Linked DNA regions of Homo sapiens: region 1 is linked to region 2. A link is a contact called in ENCODE Hi-C or POLR2A ChIA-PET data. All regions are on one chromosome and are shown on one strand. The core of a region is the stretch at or near the end of the contact, and the rest is flanking DNA. Distances in the headings are between cores, read along the strand shown.

The links. A loop is a pair of places that touch in the nucleus more often than their neighbours do. ChIA-PET counts read pairs that join two places held with the same protein, here RNA polymerase II (POLR2A). Pooled maps may share reads with other maps.
Region 1: a map of ascending aorta shows a loop between it and region 2 (3-fold over the local background). The contact joins two enhancer-like sites. A Hi-C loop is called at or near these places in 2 of 168 maps with a recorded cell type or tissue (aorta and ascending aorta), 5 of 37 single-sample maps with no recorded cell type and 6 of 50 pooled maps. POLR2A ChIA-PET finds 5 or more read pairs at or near these places in 3 of 52 experiments (GM10248, activated B cell and activated T-cell).

Annotation. Positions count from the first base shown.
Region 1 is chr5:88,764,962-88,771,307 of GRCh38, forward strand. The region is part of intron 3 of MEF2C (myocyte enhancer factor 2C); the gene reads right to left. Among named protein-coding and RNA genes, the nearest start is that of GSCAR, 71 kb to the left of the region's middle. Within about 2 kb of position 4,435, at least 4 of the 41 ENCODE cell types and tissues checked have a DNase peak (open chromatin) inside an H3K27ac peak, as active enhancers do; they include ascending aorta, where a contact is called at or near this core.
Region 2 is chr5:88,731,695-88,738,112 of GRCh38, forward strand. It overlaps MEF2C (myocyte enhancer factor 2C), which reads right to left. Exons shown (of 11, transcript NM_002397.5): 7 at 35-207. Among named protein-coding and RNA genes, the nearest start is that of GSCAR, 38 kb to the left of the region's middle. RefSeq lists enhancers at 459-508, 629-908, 3,600-3,699, 4,832-4,881. Within about 2 kb of position 2,742, at least 9 of the 41 ENCODE cell types and tissues checked have a DNase peak (open chromatin) inside an H3K27ac peak, as active enhancers do; they include ascending aorta, where a contact is called at or near this core.

The sequences.
Region 1 (6,346 bases), core at 3,185-5,684, 35 kb after region 2:
TTTATGAATGAAAAAAACCAATTAGGTCAGTGGCTCACTTTGTACCTGAAGAATTATATAAACTATTAAACAAACAAGGCAGGTGGCATGGAGTCACAAAGGAAATGGCAGTGATGAGAAGGAAAAATGTGGCTCATTTTCTCCCAATACATTCTTCTTGTATCTGACTGCATTATCTTGCTATGAATATCACCCGAATCTAAGTAATGATTCAAGTTAAATTGTGTTATTTAAAAAAGAGCATTTTGAGATATACAAACACAAAGCTGAAGAGCAAATTAATATTGAGTTCCAAATTCCCATAATCACATAACCAGAAAGAACATTGAAAAAAATGTTCAAAAATATTATCCTCAGCTGAGTGCTTGTATAACACATTTCTGCCAAGAACAAATGATTATGGTGGAATTATAAAGCTCTGAAAATGGAAGTGATGGCACAAACTTGAATATCATAGTGTGAATGTGGAACTATAAGAGCAGTTTTATCTTTATTATATTAAAAATCTACAGCTGTTTAATGATAACAAAAGAATTTCTGTTAGATTCAGCCAAGTCTGTCTTTATCACAGTAATGAATAGTCGATATGAACGAAAGGGCTGACTAAATGGATAAATAAGCATTATTCCTTCGGGCCCTTTTCTAGCAAAATCAAAATCTCTGCTGTTGGCCTTTGAAAGCTTCTCTGATCTTTTACAAGTGTCACTGGTCAGGTAATGTAGGTACTTCAATTGTCATTCTTTTACAGGGGCTGGAAGTCCTAAATGTATATACTGTCTCTCAGCTGACTGACTACGTTTTGAAAAGATTTATTCATGTATGTCAAGATAAGGCAAGAGATCTCCTAAAACCACCAGCTTCTCTCCTTACGTATCTGAAGAAACTCTTTCCTCAGAGAACTCAAGTAAATCTTGAGCAAGCCTGTATACTGAAGTCAGCTTTCCACGTCAGAGTGACACTGTTGAGGTAGATCCATCAACTACAGAGGCTTCTGGGATATTTTCACAAGACAGCGATTGTCATACTGTGAGCTGAGAACAGCCGTTTCCTAGAGGAGTAATTAGATTGACAGAAGGTGACATATTCCAAGCAATAAATGGGAGAAAGAGTCCAGACAGGTAATCCAAAAACCACGTGGAATCTTTCCTCCCAGACATGTGGACATATGGACCCTGCATTATTCCATTTGCTCATCGGAAAAACTTGAAATACGTACAAACTGATGATGATAGGTGACAGGTGCTTCAAAAATTCTAATGAAATAGAATTTCATTAGGGGAACAGATTCTATTTCGTTACTGAAAGGAATATAAATGAAAAAGAATGCTACATGGAGCTCTCATTTCTTGTTTTAGGCATTACGTTATCAACTAGAAAATCCTTTTCTTATGCAGTGATTAAAACTGATTTTTCCCTTCTTAAATACTATTTTGTTATTTAAAAAATTTTTTCCTTTTATTCTTTCAAAAATTATCTCGTTAGTAAAAAGAAATAAGTAAATTATTGACCTTTTTCGATTATATGAAGCTGTATTTTTATATTAATGCTATTTAAGTAAAATTCAGCTTTTTTTCAGAGAACCACCATCACAGACTAAAAGCTTTCAACCACTCAATTTCTTTACATGTCTGCAGTCTCAGTCCTCAAGAATGTATATTTTCATCATCATCCTTTTCCTGTGCCTGCCCATTCTACATGCAGAGAAACCTGGAGAAACCCCCAAATTACTCCTATTAACCTTTGTTAAAAATCCAAGTAATCACACTTTGTTGCATAGGTAGTGTGATCTTTACTTCAGAGGGTTGATGTGTCAAGAACACATGCAGGAATTATTACTATTAGTTGCATCAATGTCATGTTCACACAAAAACCAAGAAAAAAAAGCATCAACTTAGAAAAGGTAGTTTCCTTTCCTCTGATCCTGAATCATTTTTTTGCTTGTCGTTCACAGCTTTATGAAGATAAGTATCTACTCTTAACAAGCTGAATAATCTTTAGAAAGTAGTAAATTCATGTAGGAATAGGAAGTGCAGTTGAAATGAATACTGCCTATAAATTGAGTTTCTAAGAATATTTCCTGAAAGTGTTTCCATATTGGTGTGCTGGTACTCACGCTGCTGCTGTTTCCTGACCCTTTAGTATCTACAGAGAGGTGCTTTGAGGACTGTGCCCAGTGCCTTACTTCATTTAAAATTTATTCGGCAAACAATTATTGAAAACCTACCATGTGCCAGATACTGTTTTGTACGCTTATGTGTTAGGAAAGCAGCCAAATTTAAAACTAAAAAGCTCTGACCTGACTTATAACATTGTATGGTTTTTGCCTTAGGCTGAGGGAAGATTAGATGCCAAGAAATTTCTCCACAGGTTTTAATAAAACTGTAAGCATTGTCTATACTATCTCTCCCTGTAGTACCATAGTCCCTTTTCTTTGTTCTTATTCTAGAAATGAAGACACATTAATATATTAAATCTAGTATAATCAGCAGGTAGACTTTAATTAGGCAAGCAAATCATATCCAATACAGAGTACAAAAAGTTAGATTTTAACAAAAATTATTCACTTGTGGTAAAAATTTTAATAAAAAGTTGAAAATATAAAACTGTACAATACTGTATTTCTCTAGGTTATTTATTAATGCTCATTCTAGCCAGATATCAACTTCTACTGGGGAAGGGGTGGATGGGGTTGGATATTGTCATTGTTTTTATTTTTATATGCTTCCTCAAAAGATAATCTTAATATTGGAGCTGAAATTTTTTTGACTGAATCATTTTCATCTTCAAATAATGGAAATAAAAGACACACTAATTAAAGATTTGAAAGCCTTTTCATGTATTGAACACAAGGAAACATCCACCAACTCTGTCTTAAGGGCCACAAATTATTTGACATAAACATTCAAATGGTGCTAATTATTGATACTCTAGTCTGGATGAGACCGCCAAGCATCATCCGGCCCTTCCTCATGCCCACAGTGGGTGAGGAATAATGGTGCAAACGCTGCATGCCTTTCCTTCTGCATCCCTTCTCAAGCTGGGCTCTCCTTCAGGAATGAGCCCACCAATATCTGTTCCTCCTTCAAAGAGCAGCTGACACATTGTCTCCTCTCTTTAGACTTTCTGATCGCTCAGGCTGAATCAGTTTCTCCTTCATTCAGGCACTCATTTTATTCTACACATTTTCCCACTATAGTCTTAATCATACATTATTGATCCTTTATGTGCTTTTTCCCCTCTGCTAGATTGAGAGGTCCTTAACAAAGCACTTTGCTTTATTCACTTTGGAGTTTCACCAGAGAGCAGTCTGACCTACTGTAGTTGCTCAATAAATGCTAGATGAATGAATGGAACACACATTTCCACTTCAATGTTAATGTATGTGGAGGTTTCTTGACTTGACCAAGGCTGTCTGGCTGGCTGGAGGCAAAGGCTGTAGTAGGGTCCAGACCCCTTGATACATATTTACTAACTGCTACTATATGTCAGGTGCTGCCAGTGGTCCTCTGGATGCTAAGATGATTTTTCTGGACATTTGATAAAGATGATTTGTTTATGTATGTGTTTTTCTTCCTGCTACTATGAGCTACTAGAGGTTAGGAATAGTTTATTTGTCATCTCGTATCACCAGAACTTAGCACAAGGCCTGGCAAGTGGTCGGAACTTACTAGATATTTGCAGCATTCATGACAAACTGAAATGAATAGATGAACAGAACAGAAAAGAATGTTCAAATGTTAGAGGGAGGAAGATTAGTCTCAGTGCAGTATTTTGCAACTGCAATCTCTTTTTTTTCCATTTATTACTACCATTTCACACTACGTTAAAACTCAATGTTTTTATTCCCTCTTAATAACTCCCAAATTTACTACTTTTTGAAATGTACAGTTTTTAAGTTAGAAAGCAGTGCAATGTAGGTGTGATTTGTACTATGTATGAAACATTATAACTCACAAATTTTACATTATTGAACGCTTAAAATTTAGGGGTACTAGTCTAAATAGACACCCTCAGAAAAACTGAGCAGTCAGTGAAATCTTTTAATGCCAGAAAGTCATAAGCATATAATCTCAGTGATCAAAAGTGTAGCTGAAAGAGGGCACAGAATTTTCAGCATGGAAAGAGAAAAAAGGGAGTGATATTTTAGGCAGAAGGTAAAGGTTAGCAAAGGAAAAACAAAACCTTTGTAGGAAAGAGCACAGGGAAATTTGTGAATGTGAGTCAGATACTATAAATCTGAATTAAGCATGCTTTCAAATTCTTGGGCAAAGTTCATCATTTTCCCCCATTCTTGGATGCTAGTCTACTGCTCCACTATTCTCCTGGGCTTTTACATTGGTCTTATTCTGGGCCAACATTTGCCTGAGGGAATTCATGGAAAATCAGGGTGATTCTGGGGCCAATCAGATGATTCAGGCTTCCTCAGGACAGATCAAGGATTTGGTGTTTGTAAGGATTCTTCCGCCAAACCTCTATTGGAACCCGGACAGGGCATGCATCATGAGTTGGCCTAGAATGGGACTGAGATGGGGAAGTCTGGCACACGTTAGCTGTAAAACACTCCCTGAGATCCTCAATCCAGCAGAGATGTGAAGTGAAATACTAAAGAGAGAACATTTAATATATAATAATTGAAATGCATGATAGGATATGCAGTTAATCCTATATATCTATATCTATAGCTATAGTTGTTGTTGTTGTTAGACAGAGTCTTGCTCTGTCACCCAGGCTGGAGTGCAGCGGCATGATCTCAGCTCACTGCAACCTCTGCCTCCTGGGTTCAAGTGATCTTCCCACTTCAGTCTCCCAAGTAGCTGGAATTACAGGTGTGTGCCATCAAGTCTGGCTAATTTTTGTAGTTTTTGGTAGAGATGGGGTCTCACAATGTTGTCCAGGCTGGTCTTGAACTCTTGACCTCATGTAATCCACCCACCTAAGCCTCCTAAAGTGCTAGGATTATGGGCATGGGCCACTGTGTCCAGCCTATCCTAATAATCTTTATAATGCAAGTTAAGAAAAGAAAGGCTGGAATGCAAAGAATCAAGTTGTAGGTTGTTTTGAAGAATGGGCAATGTTAGTGATTTCTTAAATGAGGAAGGAAAAGACAAGACAGAACTATAAATTAAACAAAGGTTGAGAGAGGAAAGGAGTAAATTAATATAAGATCAGAGAACAGGTTTTTTGAAAGTATAAAATGTATAATAATTGTAACTTCACATACTAAACATTTTAGACTATGGCATTTTACTTGCAAATGGGTTGGTTACAGGGACAAAAAGGCTGTATCTTGAGGCACTGATGCTTTACAAATAACATGTTGGAGCATCTTTCATAAACCATTAATGACTTATTTTAACAAAAGATGTAGATGTTATCCTGGGTCATCAAAATAAGTCAAATCATTATTTTTATTTCCTAGTTGTAAATGCCTTTTTATTCAATTTGAGTCTATGCGTGATTAGTCATTTGAAATGCGAGTAGCTTATATCCTACATCTTTGCATTCACCAGTCACTTCTGAGCTATCTTTTGAGTCACCACATTTCCTCATTTCTACAGGATTTCCCACGATCTCTTCTACTATATCATTTCTTTTCCCATTTATTTTCTGGATTCCAGCCTACCCCTTCATCCATTTCTCTCCCATCTTTCCCTTCCTAGCAAATGTCACAATGTACTTGTTCAAGCTGAAAACTCAGAAATCACCCTTGATTCCGTAATTTCTTGACTCACCTATCGTTATTCTTTCTATTTGGTCTTCTGTGTTTTGTCTGTTTGTTTTTGGACTCCCACCTTCCAGTCAATCTTCCTTCATACTTCTGGCAGGGTCTAATTAAAATGCACATCTAATTGGATGGCTGTTCTCCTTGAAAACCCTCCACCTGCCTCTAGGCTCATTTCCTCTTTTCTCCAGCCTACTGTGTGTATTAGCTTGTTCTCACACTGCTAATAAAGACATACCAAGACTGAGTAATTTATAAAGAAAAATAGGTTTAATGGCTTCACAGTTTCACATGGCTGGGGAGGCCTCAGAATCATGGCAGAAGGCAGAGGAGAAGCAAAGGCATGTCCTACATGGCGGCAGGCAAGAGAGCTTGTGCGGGGGAACCCCCATTTATAAAACCATCACATCTCATAAGACTTATTCACTATCATGAGACCAGCATGGGAATGATCCATCCCCAAGATTTAATTACTTCCCACTGGGTCCCTCCCATGACATGTGGGGACTGTAACAATTCAAGGTGAGATTTGGGTCAGGATACAGCCAAACTATATCGCTGGGTTTTGGCCAAGGGGGAAATTTCATGTCATTTGGCAAGTCAGCTCAATCCTTTAGAAACACT
Region 2 (6,418 bases), core at 1,492-3,991:
ATCAATATTTATTTAAAATGTAGTTTTGTATTACCACTGATGGCATCGTATTCTTGCTGCCTGGTGGAATAAGAACTCGGAGATCTGGTTTACGGTTATTCATTCCTAAATTCATTGGGGGAGGAGATTTTGCTTGCATATTCTTGTTCAAGTTACCAGGTGAGACCAGCAGACCTGGTGAGTTTCGGGGATTGCCATACCCGTTCCCTGTTAACAAAAAACAATAAAGCATTTAGGAAGAAATCTAGGTCAAATACGTTTCCGAAGAATACACAACATGAGAATAAAAACAAAAGCTTAATGGTAAGACGTACATTGCAAAACCATAGGATGACTGATTTGACCTCCATGGGACAAGTAACCCAATTAAGTATTCAATAGTCCTCTGAAGGAAGATTAAAAACTTTTTATGAGAAGAGAGCCAATATACATCAACTTGCTCAGAAGTCAGCATATACTTTTTTTCCTATCAAAAATATTCAGGAAGAAAGTCAGACAGTAGTTCAGGGTCTAAGAAAAGCACAGAACTGGTCTTGCACTTTAATTGACTAGCTTGGCGGAGGCCTGGCTGGCGTGACTCACTCTTTCAGTTCACTGGTTTGGGTTTTATTTTGTGTGTCTGTGTGTCCTTAAATGAAGAAAGGGCATACCAGCAAGACTGTAATTTCTAGGACAGGCAGGAGGAGGGGAAGCCGCTTACACATTTTGCTGTTCAGTTCCGCTTTTCTCTGAGTGAATTCTCTCTATGGTTTTTCTTCCATCTGCTTTGCCCTCCTTACTAAGTTCAGTGTACAACCCTTGCTTTCCTCCTCACACAGAACTTCAGAAAGCAAGACTCCTTCCCTGGAGCTGAAATGAAGTGATGATGCCTCCGCTAAAGTGCTGATTCACCAAGGCACAGGAATAGCCATTGAACTGGAAGACTGAAAGGGTTTTCTTAGGTCTCTGATGTTCAGTATCCTACTAACAGAAAAGTGGGTATCCCAAGGTCTGCGTTTTTCATATTTCAAAATATGACCAAGAGAGCTAGGGAGGAGTTGATTACAAATGCCAGCAGAGCTGGCATGACAGTGGACTCAGAAAGACATCTGCTGATTTCCTCCACTGCCTCTGAAGGGAGAATAAGAGAACTCAGCTACCTGATTCAACAATCCTTGCTAGAAACTAGACAGTTGTTTTCTGAAGCTTTCTAAAGGAGACAGTTAAACCTCATTGTTATTGCCATCATTACAAAACACAAGTATCTATTACCCCTGCATGAGTGAGATTGTGTGCTACCCAGTGAGGATGCAAAGACAAGGCCCCAGGCTTGAAAAGCTCTGAAATCTCTTTGTGGTAATCCAATACATACTCATGGAAAACATAAAGACCAATACAAGGCAGCGTAGGGTGAGGTGCCTGCAGAGTAATCCAGATTAAGTGTTATTGAGTTCCCGGGAGAGAAGAGGTGATCCAATAAAAGATTCACAGAAGAGGCAGGAATTGATGAGGGCCTTAAAGAAAGGCCATAGGAAGATATGTTAGGCTTGTGACTGGGCAGTAGGAAAGGGCTGAGGTAGGAGTTTAAAGAGCATGGTAAGGGGCACTGAGAGGAACCTGTTTAGAAGGGGACCCGTGAAAAGAGAGGGGTGTCAGAGGCTCTGGAGGGATGCAGGGGTTGGGCTGTGGAGATCTCAAATTCCAGGCTAAAAGTCCTTGGGTTTATATGGTGGAAATGAAAGTTTCAGAGTAGAGGTATGACACAGACCTCTAAGTGGTCAGAAAGATCTACTGGCATTGGTATACTCAGGAATTAGTAAGGCCTGCTAGTGTGGACCAGTCTGGAGACTACTTTGATGGCCTGAGATAGAGGCCATGAGGAACTGGGAAGGCAGAGCAAAGGTATATTTCAGGAGATATTTATGGGAACATCTTTAGAAGCAAAATATATTTGAGGCACACTGTATAAAGCAGATTTGTTCTTCATATCCCATTCATTTACCTGTCTCATTTTATGCATGAATAAACAGGCTGAATATATAACAAATAACTACAAGATTAAGTCTGTCAATTGGATTATGAATAAAATTATCCCAGTTCCTGGGGCAAAAAAACAAAAATAAAGCAAACTGGACACCCCCAAAACGTGTGTTAAGTGACAGGACTCACTTAAGAAATGTTGGTTGAATCTGAATATCAATTCCCTTCTATAAGAAAACTTCTGGAATATTAGCCAAATTCTCTAAAGCTAGATAAATATGACAAACCCCCAAATTTTCTTTACAGTAAATTCGAACAGTATTCCATGGCAAAAGCTGTTACATAAAACAATGCATTTACTTCCTCTCACTAGAAGAAAAAAACAAACAAAAGAGAGTATGTTCACTTAAAAAAAAAAAGCTTGACAAAATGGAGTGCTTAGAGGAGTTTTATATTTAATATGTCATCCTGAATCATTATTGTGAATATGTTATGAACTTAGTTTGAATTAATAGATTCTACGGGATAAAAAGAGAATAAGAACATCAAGGTCAATTCTGCTCTATACTTTGCTGTCAGCTGAAGGTCAGATGGACACACTGAAGACATATGTCACTTATCTATTAAGCCTGTGTGAGATCTGGTTTATATAAACAATCAAATGGAAAATTAGCTGGGTAATTTCAAAAGAAGGGGGAGAAAAAAGTCTGTTAAGCAGTGCAATGAAGCTTGAATAGATCAGAAGAAACTAAAACCCCAGCTCGGTAGATGCCGATACTGGTTTGCATGGAGGAGTTATTTTGCTAAAAGGAAGTAAAACCGCTTCGTGAAATGTGTTGTCCTGTGATATGACAAGCACTGGGCCAGTGTGCGAAAATGGAAATGCTTCACGGAGGCCTTGAGAAAAGTTTGTTTTTTTTTTTTTTTTTTTTTTTTTTTTTTTTTAGCATTTTCTACAGTAAACTCTCTGAGAAATTCCAACAAAGCCTATGTCTTTTTGCCCACATTTTAAACAGTGATTCAGGGCAGCAGTAGGGGAAAAAAAAGTAAATATACATTGTAGCTTTTCATTCAGTAAATACCTCAAAACTAAAAAAATTGATTTTAAAAGCCTTCTATTTTTCTCTTGGAATATTTCCTGTTATTTGGAAATTACGCCATTTTAGAAGATTAGTCACATATTTTAAGGTGTTTACATACTGAAATGTAAAATATTTTGAACCATGATGACACTTCTTAAATTCATATTTTTAGAGCATCAAGTTATTTTTAAGAACAAATAAATTCTGCTTTTTGCTAGTGAATTTCTGCTGTTTTTAGCATATTGTGCCAGCTAGCATTTTGGAGCCGTATAATAACCATTTCTGTTTCCAGCCACCAAATTGTTATTCTTTGGACATAATATAGATTCAGGAATGCAAGACTGTGGATCCTAAACCAGTGATATAGAAACCTATGATTTGAAAATCAATGATGAATACATGCGTGTGGTTTACTGCTAAGAAGAGCCTGCATTTAAACCGGCTGGGAAACCGCAGCCTCCTCCTCACTCAGAATGCTGCGGCCTGTGTTGAGCCTGTTGTCCCACCTTAAGATAAATTCACCAAAGAGAATGGTCGCATTTAAATTCAGGGGTCCGGGAGGTGGGAAACACCACCTCTCAACAACCTTCTAATATATGGATTCAACCTTTTTTCATGCTATGTTTTAAAATTACCCTCTGCCTGGACAATTATCAATTTAGACGTGACTGTATGCAGATGTCACATTCCTCTGACCACTTAAAGGCACAAAAATTATAAAGCAGGAGTGAATGGATTTCCTGATTATAGATTATAAGAAAATGAAGTACAGACCAACTTTAGAGTCAGTTTGTTTTATAGTTTCATTTGATTAAAAATATTGTTTTACATAAAAATAACAAATTTAAGCATATATGAGTTAACTTACATAAAGGATTAGAGAATCTACCTCTTCTGGTTACAAGTTTGTATATACTCATATTAGTGTCAATACATAGAACTTGAATGTGGTGTTAGGAGAAAAACATTTTTCTCCCCAGTTAACTTGCAAACACTTGCTGCATTTTTTTTATTGACTCCTATTTTAAGAAGTCGTAAATTCAAAGAACATATTCCTGGCTTAAGATATTATGAGGAAGGCATTTTGCCTTGTCTCACAGAGCTCACTTGAACATGTAGCTCTCTTTGAGCTCAAAGTTCTGAAACTTTCTTTTATTTGGATGTTTAGGCATTTTGAGTTTTCTTCACTTGTTTCTTTTTCTTTTCTAGGACTTTGAATTATGAATACAAGCATATAAGACTAATAAGCATAAACAGAATTAGTCACTATGGACCATGGCTAATTCTGCCATTGGCATAACCATTTTTTAATCTACCAAACTGTCATCTTCTATTATCCCCTCTCCTCCTTCCATCTCCATATCCAATGAGATACCAAATCTTATTCATTTTTCTTCAGAAATGCCTGTCTCTACTTCCACTGCCACCATCTTAGCTTTGGCTTCCATCACCATTTGAATAAATATTTCAGCAACTCGGCCGGGCGCGGTGGCTCACGCCTGTAATCCCAGCACTTTGGGAGGCCGAGGCGGGTGGATCATGAGGTCAGGAGATCGAGACCATCCTGGCTAACAAGGTGAAACCCCGTCTCTACTAAAAATACAAAAAATTAGCCGGGCGCGGTGGCGGGCGCCTGTAGTCCCAGCTACTCGGGAGGCTGAGGCAGGAGAATGGCGTGAACCCGGGAAGCGGAGCTTGCAGTGAGCCGAGATTGCGCCACTGCAGTCCGCAGTCCGACCTGGGCGACAGAGCGAGACTCCGTCTCAAAAAAAAAAAAAAAAAAAAAAAAAAAATATTTCAGCAACTCTCCATCTGGGCCTCTGGTCTCTACTTGAGGGGTTCTTCACCAGGCCTTAAGAGGAGTTTCAGGCCTTCAGAGGAGTTCCTTAAAGCTGTATGCAAACTTTTGTGCATTTGTGTGATGCTAACCAACCCACTCAAGGAAGTCTTTCTGAACTGCTACTTCCATCATGTTCCTTTTTCATACATGAGTGCTTAACACAGTTGAGTCAGTGCCCTGCCTGGCTCTCAGAACTGTCTACAGTTGACACACTCTATCTATGAAACCTAATTTCCAATGGTCACAGCCTGCCTTATGGTCCTCGGAATATATGCAAATCTTTGCTCTAGCAGTTCAATAACTGGCAGTATTGGCTCTCCTGTTTAATTCAAATTTATCTTTTAAGGATCAACTAAAGTTCCAACTCTTTCATGATGCCTTTCAGACAACTTCAGCCCACACTGAATTCACTCCCCTCTGCTGCAATTAGTGGCAGCGATAATACACAGAGTACTAGTTCTTTATATGTTTCAGGTGCTTCACAAATAGATATATAGAATATGCTAGAAAAATTAAGAATTATTCAGGAAAGGCACTAAAAGGTAAGTTATTGAGGGACAATGAGGTGAGAACTGAAAATGTAATGAGTAACTTGTTAAATTGAAACATCAAGGGTCTCTTCTCTTTATGCTACTTGAGAAAATTTTATATTTTAGATAATGATTGCAAATTGATGACCAAGTACACTATTGAGACAAACTGCTTATCTACCATATATATGAAAGCCAGGAAATCATGTAAGTGCCCACCTACTAAATTTGTTTATAGAGAGTTAATTAAAGCGTCTTTTCTACCTGTTGCACCTGTTAATCATTTCACAGCACATTACCTTAGCTAACTGCAAGTGGTAGAATTAAACAAGTCAGACATTTTCCCTAATGAAAATGAAAAGTTGAAGTCTCTGATATTTTCTTCCACACTGACGAGTATTTGTTGCCACAGGTTGTCGTTATATCAAGGTAAATCTCAATACTAATTTACTCATACAGAACTTTTCACCAAAAGATAAGCTGCATGGTATCCTAGGGAAAAGAATGGTGGCAGGGTGGCTATTAAGAGTGAACAGGAATTTATCAGATGGTTCAGAGAGAGGCTTTGCGGAGAGAAGGAATGCAGGACAGAGAGATCTCAGAGTTTAGAAGGAGGGGCATTCCTCTGAAGATGAAACAATGGATCTTGAAGAGCAGAAAGTTTTCCGAAGTTGAAAAAGAAGGCTTGGCTAACATGAACCTCTAAGATTATGTTAACTTTACACTGTAGGCTTTATACTAAGCTTTTACCAAATTTTATACTCTAGAAAATGAGTGCCTAAGATAGCTTCTTAGTTGTTAGCTTTATTAAATTTGTGTTAGGAAAGGAACAATGATGGCAGTGGAAAGGAGAGACAAAAGGGGGTTGGACTGCTGTTAGAGAAGCTAGTTAGAACGCCTTGCTCTAGAATACATGAGAAATGATGTCTGAATGAGGCAGCGCAGAGAGAAAGGTTTACAGGCATCCAGGAGTTGGGGACAAAAAAAAGATAAGGCAGAGTAATCTA